Regions from separate parts of the Homo sapiens genome. Here region 2 is linked to region 1. A link is a contact called in ENCODE Hi-C or POLR2A ChIA-PET data. All regions are on one chromosome and are shown on one strand. Each heading gives the region's core, a stretch centred on a gene start or an enhancer-like site at or near the end of the contact. The rest is flanking DNA. Distances are from core to core; before and after follow the strand shown. Region 1 has its middle 10 kb from the start of MIR4788. Region 2 has its middle 22 kb from the start of ANAPC13.

Region 1 (3,120 bases), core at 451-2,950:
GCTAGTGACAGATCCAGGGAACAAATTCAAGTCTTTCTGGCTCCAAAGCCCAAGCTCCTTCTACTGCATAAAATTATCTGCAGGCTATTTGCTGAATTCCTTGGGATATTTCTGTTTCCTTCGGTAAGTTGCCACCTCATGCTGGAGGGGCTGCTGTGTTTCTGTAATCCCAGGGTTTGCTGGCTTGGAGGGAGGCAGTCAGCAGTCTCCTTCTGAGCCATGCTAGCCATTAAAAGAGCACAAGGCTTTCCTCCAGCTGCTACTTTGTCCATCCTCACAAACTCTCAACACACTGATCCAAGGCTGATTCTACCCACTGTACAGTAAGGGAAACTGAAGCACCTGCCCACTGTCACCACCGCTGGCTTCTGGTGTCTTCCCATCCAGGTCCACCGTGGGACTTCCTGGTCCTGAGCCTCCCCTGCCTCACCAGCTTTCACCGTGTGGGCTGTGGCTGATAGTTGGGGGATCAGAGCCCAAATGCTCCACAAGCAGAAACTCATAACTTCCCTGCTGGGGCTCGGGGGACCCAGTTCTCCACCCTCCCTTTCCTAAGAATTGTTCTCAGGGGAAAGCTCTGAATCCTCACAGTGGCTTCCCAGGCCCTGCCTGATCTGAATCCTGCCTCTTGCTTTACTCACCTCTCCTGGACCACACCAACCACGCTGTCTGTCAATGTCCCAAAGCTCTCAGCTTCTTCTGTTTCTTCTACTTGAAATACTCCTCCCTGGTGAACTTTCTACCCTCTCAATCTCCTCTTACATGGACTTTATTTATTTATTTATTTTGAGATGAATTTTCACTCTTGTTGCCCAGGCTGGAGTCTAATGCTGCGATTTTGGCTCACTGCAACTTCCATTTCCCAGGTTCAAGCGATTCTCCTGCCTCAGCCTGCTGAGTAGCTGGGATTACAGGCATGCACCACCATGCCTGGCTAATTTTTTGTATTTTTAGTAGAAATGGGATTTCACCATGTTAGTCAGGCTGGTCTTGAACTCTTGACCTCAGGTGATCCACCCACCTCAGCCTCCCGAAGTGCTGGGATTACAGGTGTGAACCACTGTGCCCAGCCCTTCTTACGGGGACTTTCCTCAGGGAAGTCCTCCCTGGCCCTCCAGATCCTGCCAGGACCCCCGTTAGATACATTCAGAGCCCCCTGAACTATGCATTCATCATTCACAGCAAATTGCAGGCAATTATTTGTGTGATTGTTTAGTGTCCCCCTGCCCCAGACTACAGGGTGTGTGAAGACAGGGACTGGAAGGAAGGCACAGGCATGTGTCTTATCCATCACCATGACTCCAGTCCACAGTACCTGGCACGGAGTGGCTGCTCGATAAATATTTGACAGATGAATATCGACATGCTAGAAAGGAGGGAGGGAGGGAGGGAGGGGAGGGTAATCAGCCTCTGAAATCCCACGAGAATTTGGTTTGAAAGTTGCACCATGTCCTTTGAACTCCAGTGCTCACTAGCTCATTTTGCTGTAGAAATGTCAATGGCAAAGCCAGCAACCCTTTGAGGCCACTTAGGGGAGAAAACATATCACGGCAGGACAGTCAGAGGAAGCTGTTCCCAGGAATGTTGAGACTCCTACTCTGCGGGTCCCTGACTCACTTCCCAGACACGTCTGTGACGTTGGCCTCAGTCAAGGTGCTCATCACTCACAGGCGTGACTCCGTTGGACCCTGCAGTCCCAGATGACTCAGTCTCCACTCCAGCCAGACCTCCCGCTGTCTCCTGTGGCCTGCCAGCTGGGCTCCGAGGCCCTGACACTGCACGTGTGGAGGGCTGAGGTCGCCATCTCCACCACCACTGTCTCAGCCCTGCCCTCAGACCTCAGTCACTGTGGACTTTCTCTCCTTCCCCAAGAATGCTTCATTTGTCACCTCTTTCTTGAGGGAGGACAGGGAGGGACCAGGAAGTCAAATTCTACTCCTCTGATCATCCTGCCCCTCTTTCATTTCTAGGAGCCAGCCAAGGAGATGTATTTGCCCTCAGACCTCCTTGTGACCCCTTCAGGGAGGCCCCCAGGTGAGGCAGGCCTGCCCTCCATGGTAGAGTCTGAGCTTCACCATGAGTCTCACTCACCCCAGGGAATCTTGGAAACACTGAGGGAGGCTGTGAGAAAGGTTGGGATGAAGCACGGTGTCAGAGGCAGCCGCAGTGAAACTCCCGCTTGCTCATCGCTGTGGATGACCAGAAGTGGCTGTGCGTCCAGACCCGTCTACCCACTTAACCACCAGCCTGCAAAGTCAGGCCTGATGCAGCTGGAGCAGCTCAGTGTAGGCAGGGATGCAACCACAGGTCTCGGGTCAGAGAGGCTGCTCCATCCCTCACATCCCTGGGATGGTGCTTTCACCATCCTGTTTTTCTCTTATCCCAGGCATCTTTGCCTGGGAAAGTCCTTTAGAAATCCACAGCTGGCTTTTCCCAGAAGGCTGCCTGCAGGCACTCAGCAGTAAAGGGCTCTGTGTTCCAGCTAGAGTGAGCAGCCCCAGCTTTGACCTGGGTGCAATGCAGCCTGTGGGCTTCCCAGGATGCTCCCACAGGCGTCAGTGACTTGCGAACCTACTGGCCAAAGTATGGTCCCTGGAGCATCATATGGGACTACTGTACATGACTGACACCCGGAGGAAGGCTAATGTAGGCCAGCCTCCTCATTTAACAAATGGGTAAACTGAGGCCTAGGTCACACTGGCAGTGAAAGTGTGAGCTGAACCTGAAAGAAGGCCTTGTCTTTCCAAGGTGGGAGGTCTCCCTGTGAGCTTACTGAGTTAGGAGTCTCTGTCTTATCACCTCTATGTAGTCTCCAGTGCCAGCACCCAGCCTTGCTGAGAGATGAGTTTTAAGGGCCTGCCTCAGAGAGAGCTTAGAGGGGGCCCCCAAAAGAAGAAAAAGGTAAAAGGGAGGCTTTGCCATAGAAGGAAGGCTGCTTTAGGCTCTTCTCAGACAAAGTAAGCTATTCCTCTGAAACCCCAAGCAGGAGCTAATCAAGGACATTCCTTAACTTGAACTATTGTTTGTTTGTTTTTGGGACAGTGGTTCACTCTGTCACCCAGGCTGGAGTGCAGTGGCACTATCATGGCTCACTGTAGCCTTGACCTCCCAGGCTCAAAC
Region 2 (3,023 bases), core at 189-2,688, 37 kb before region 1:
TCACCATGTTGGCCAGGCTGGTCTCAAACTCCTGACCTCAGGTGATCAGCCCACCTTGGCCTCCCAAAGTGCTGGGATTACAGGCTTGAGCCACCACACCTGGCCTGGTATTATAATCTTATGGGATCACCATTGTATATGCAGTCTATCATTTACCAAAACATTGTCATGCAGTGCATGACTGCAGTATATGATTGCATTAATGCATAGATTACTAGGTTATAAAATGCTATAGGGACAAGATCCTAACTTTCAAATGTCTAAGCAAAGGATATGTATTTATCTCTCTGTGTATCTGGAAAGAGAGAGAGGGAAAGGAAATATGACAAAATGTAACATTCGTTGGATCTAGGTGGAGTGATATGGCTGTTCATTGTACCATTCTTACAACTTTTCTGTATTTTTAAATTTTTTCATAACATAAAGTTGAAAATAAAAACATATCAAATACACATCACTGGACACACACATACTTTTCCTGTGCATGCAGATTTTTCCAGATGTGGGAGCAAAGCCTGTGACTTGCTCAGCTGCAATTATGGCCAAAAGGCATTGGCAGTCTCTCCTTGTCCGCTTCTTAGAGTAAGCATCACCTCGCTCCTGTGGCCAGTGTCTTTAGAAATCTGCAGAGGCCTCGCTGTATACTAAAGAAGGTGGACAGCCCCTCTGCAAAGCATGGTCTGGGCCCAGCCTGTTGGGGAACAGAGGCCTAGCTGGCCTTCTGCCCCTCTTCCTGCAGAGGCAGCAGAGCCCATGGCCCCCTTAGGGCACCTTTGCCATCGAACATGCCCCCCACGTGTGTTTGGACGCTCCCTGGTGACAGTGCATGGGGCTGCTGCACTCGGCATCCCTATGTGTTCATGTGCATCCCTATGCACATGCCCCCCATGTGTGTTTGGACTCTCCCTGGTGAGGATGCCACAGGGCTGCTACCCCTGGCCTCCCTATGAAGGGCCAGGTGACCCTTGGCAAGAAGAGAAGCTGCAGGCGCCTTCAGGGCCACACCAGGGGTCTCTGAAAGATTCCATTCACTGGAGCTGCTATTCACAGACCCCTCACTTGCTCCTCAGCCTGGTGTTTATTTTTGAGATAGTAGTTTGAGGAGAATGGGGAAAAATGAATTGCAAAAAAAGGAATTGGAATTTTAATGAGAACCATCTGGAGTGTTTTCCAAGGGTGTAATGTTTGGTACAAGAAAGTAATTCCTTAGCTCAAACAAGGAGAAGAGAAATGAAGGAAACTTATATTGTGCTTACTCACCGCTCCCCAACTCAAAAAACGACGCTGAGCAGAACCACCTAAACGCATGAATCACACGCGAATGAGGGTGTAGTGGGGGCTTTGGAGCAGGAGAACCCGAGATTCTGGCTCTGACTTGCCGCAGCAAGGAGAAATGCTTTTCCTCTGCCAAAGAGACTTTGAGGGATGCGTTGTGGTGGGCCTGGGGCCAGTGCCTGGAATTTGGGTAACCATGGAAACAGACCTGCGGGTGACAACAAACACAAGATGGAATTTCAGCATTAGCAGCCAGGGCAGAGGAATGGGAAAGTTCGGGGAAAGTTCTTTTTTTTTTTTTTTTTTTTTAAACCCTGGGGAATAGGGGAATGAGGGAATGAGGGGAGGTACAAGGAAAGTCTCCATGCTCTGAAAAAGCGCTCCCGCCCAGCACCCCAGTGGAGTCACAGGAAGCCAGATTCTCCAGAAGTCTCTATTTTCACTCTACCTATTTTCTTCTTGTATTTATAGCCCATCGCATTCCACCAAGGATTCCATAGGGATCTAAAAGCACTTCCCAAAGGGTCTCAGTACACAATTAAATCCCTGTCCTTGGGCCAGCAGGTGACAGGATGCAACATAATCACATATTGTAAAGACAGCCACTCTTCTGGTGCATCTCAGTTCATCCTCACGACAGCCCTGCGGCCCAGGAGGGCAGGTCCCCCCAACCTTACCTCTGGGGAAAAGGAAACTCAGAGAGCCAAGATCACCCTGAAAGTGAGGGGCCGGCTGCCCCAGCTGAAGCCCAGCCTCCTTGCACCATGCCATTATACCTATAATCTTTATTCTGGGAACATTTGAATAATTATGGTAGCCAACATTTATGAAGAAGAGGTGCAAAACCCTACATCAACCAGTGTGCAAAGGCCAACTATCTGTGTGGCTGCAGAAGTAGGCATGTGTTTCTGCTTCAAGGACATTTGATTGAATGGGAAAGGATTTATGCGATGGGAGAAAGAAATTTTTACAGAGTTATTAGGCATAAAAATTAAAGAAAAGAAACCATGGACTCTAGAATTTTCTTCTCTGAGGTTTTTGAAAGTGGAATAGCTGGCATCCATTTAGATGCCAGAACAAATCAGAGCCTGAGATTGAAAGAAGCATAAAAACATCCACTACAGAATCCTTCCTTTGCAGATGGGGAAACCAAGACAGAATTGGGACTGGAGGCTGGGCACAGTGGCTCACGCCTGCAATCCCAGCACTTTGGGAGGCCAAGGTAGGGTGATTGCTTGAGGCCAAGGGTTCGGGACCAGCCTGAGCAACACAGCAAGACCCTGCCTCTACTTTAAAAAAAGAAGAAGAAAATAAAATAAATTAGTAGGGTGTGGTGGCGTGTGCCTGTAGTCCCAGCTACCCAGAAGCTGAGGGAAAATGATTGTTTGAGCCCAGGAGTTCGAGGTTCATGCCACTGCACTCCAGCCCGGGTGACAGAGAACAAACTTGTCTCAAAAAGAAAAAAAGAAAGAAAGAAAGAAAAGAAAAAAGAAAAAATCTTGGGACCGGAACCTGCAGTCCTGGCTAGAGGCACGAGGTACTTTTCTTAACAGGATATCCCAGGAGGGAGCCCAGAAACAAGCCCATGGGTCTATGTCTTGGAGTCTGATTGGCAGGGTTAAAATAGGAGGCTGAAACAGCCATTTTAAAGAAGAGGATCGTTTTGTCTGGGATCAGACAAGGAAAAAAAATGCATAATGCACTGACATTCTTCAAAACTGAGATCTAGTTTCACTGTTATGACCATC

What was found. A loop is a pair of places that touch in the nucleus more often than their neighbours do. ChIA-PET counts read pairs that join two places held with the same protein, here RNA polymerase II (POLR2A). Pooled maps may share reads with other maps.
Region 2: a loop to region 1 is called in a map of IMR-90, with 4 times the contacts of the local background. The contact joins two enhancer-like sites. A Hi-C loop is called at or near these places in 7 of 168 maps with a recorded cell type or tissue (Calu3, IMR-90, PC-3 and 3 more) and 3 of 50 pooled maps. POLR2A ChIA-PET finds 5 or more read pairs at or near these places in 7 of 52 experiments (AG04449, AG04450, BJ and 4 more).

Annotation. Positions count from the first base shown.
Region 1 is chr3:134,426,116-134,429,235 of GRCh38, reverse strand. No RefSeq gene overlaps it. Among named protein-coding and RNA genes, the nearest start is that of MIR4788, 10 kb to the left of the region's middle. RefSeq lists enhancers at 1,260-2,005, 1,130-2,329. Within about 2 kb of position 1,700, at least 4 of the 41 ENCODE cell types and tissues checked have a DNase peak (open chromatin) inside an H3K27ac peak, as active enhancers do; they include IMR-90, where a contact is called at or near this core.
Region 2 is chr3:134,462,711-134,465,733 of GRCh38, reverse strand. No RefSeq gene overlaps it. Among named protein-coding and RNA genes, the nearest start is that of ANAPC13, 22 kb to the left of the region's middle. RefSeq lists enhancers at 266-990, 2,442-3,023. Within about 2 kb of position 1,438, at least 18 of the 41 ENCODE cell types and tissues checked have a DNase peak (open chromatin) inside an H3K27ac peak, as active enhancers do; they include IMR-90, where a contact is called at or near this core.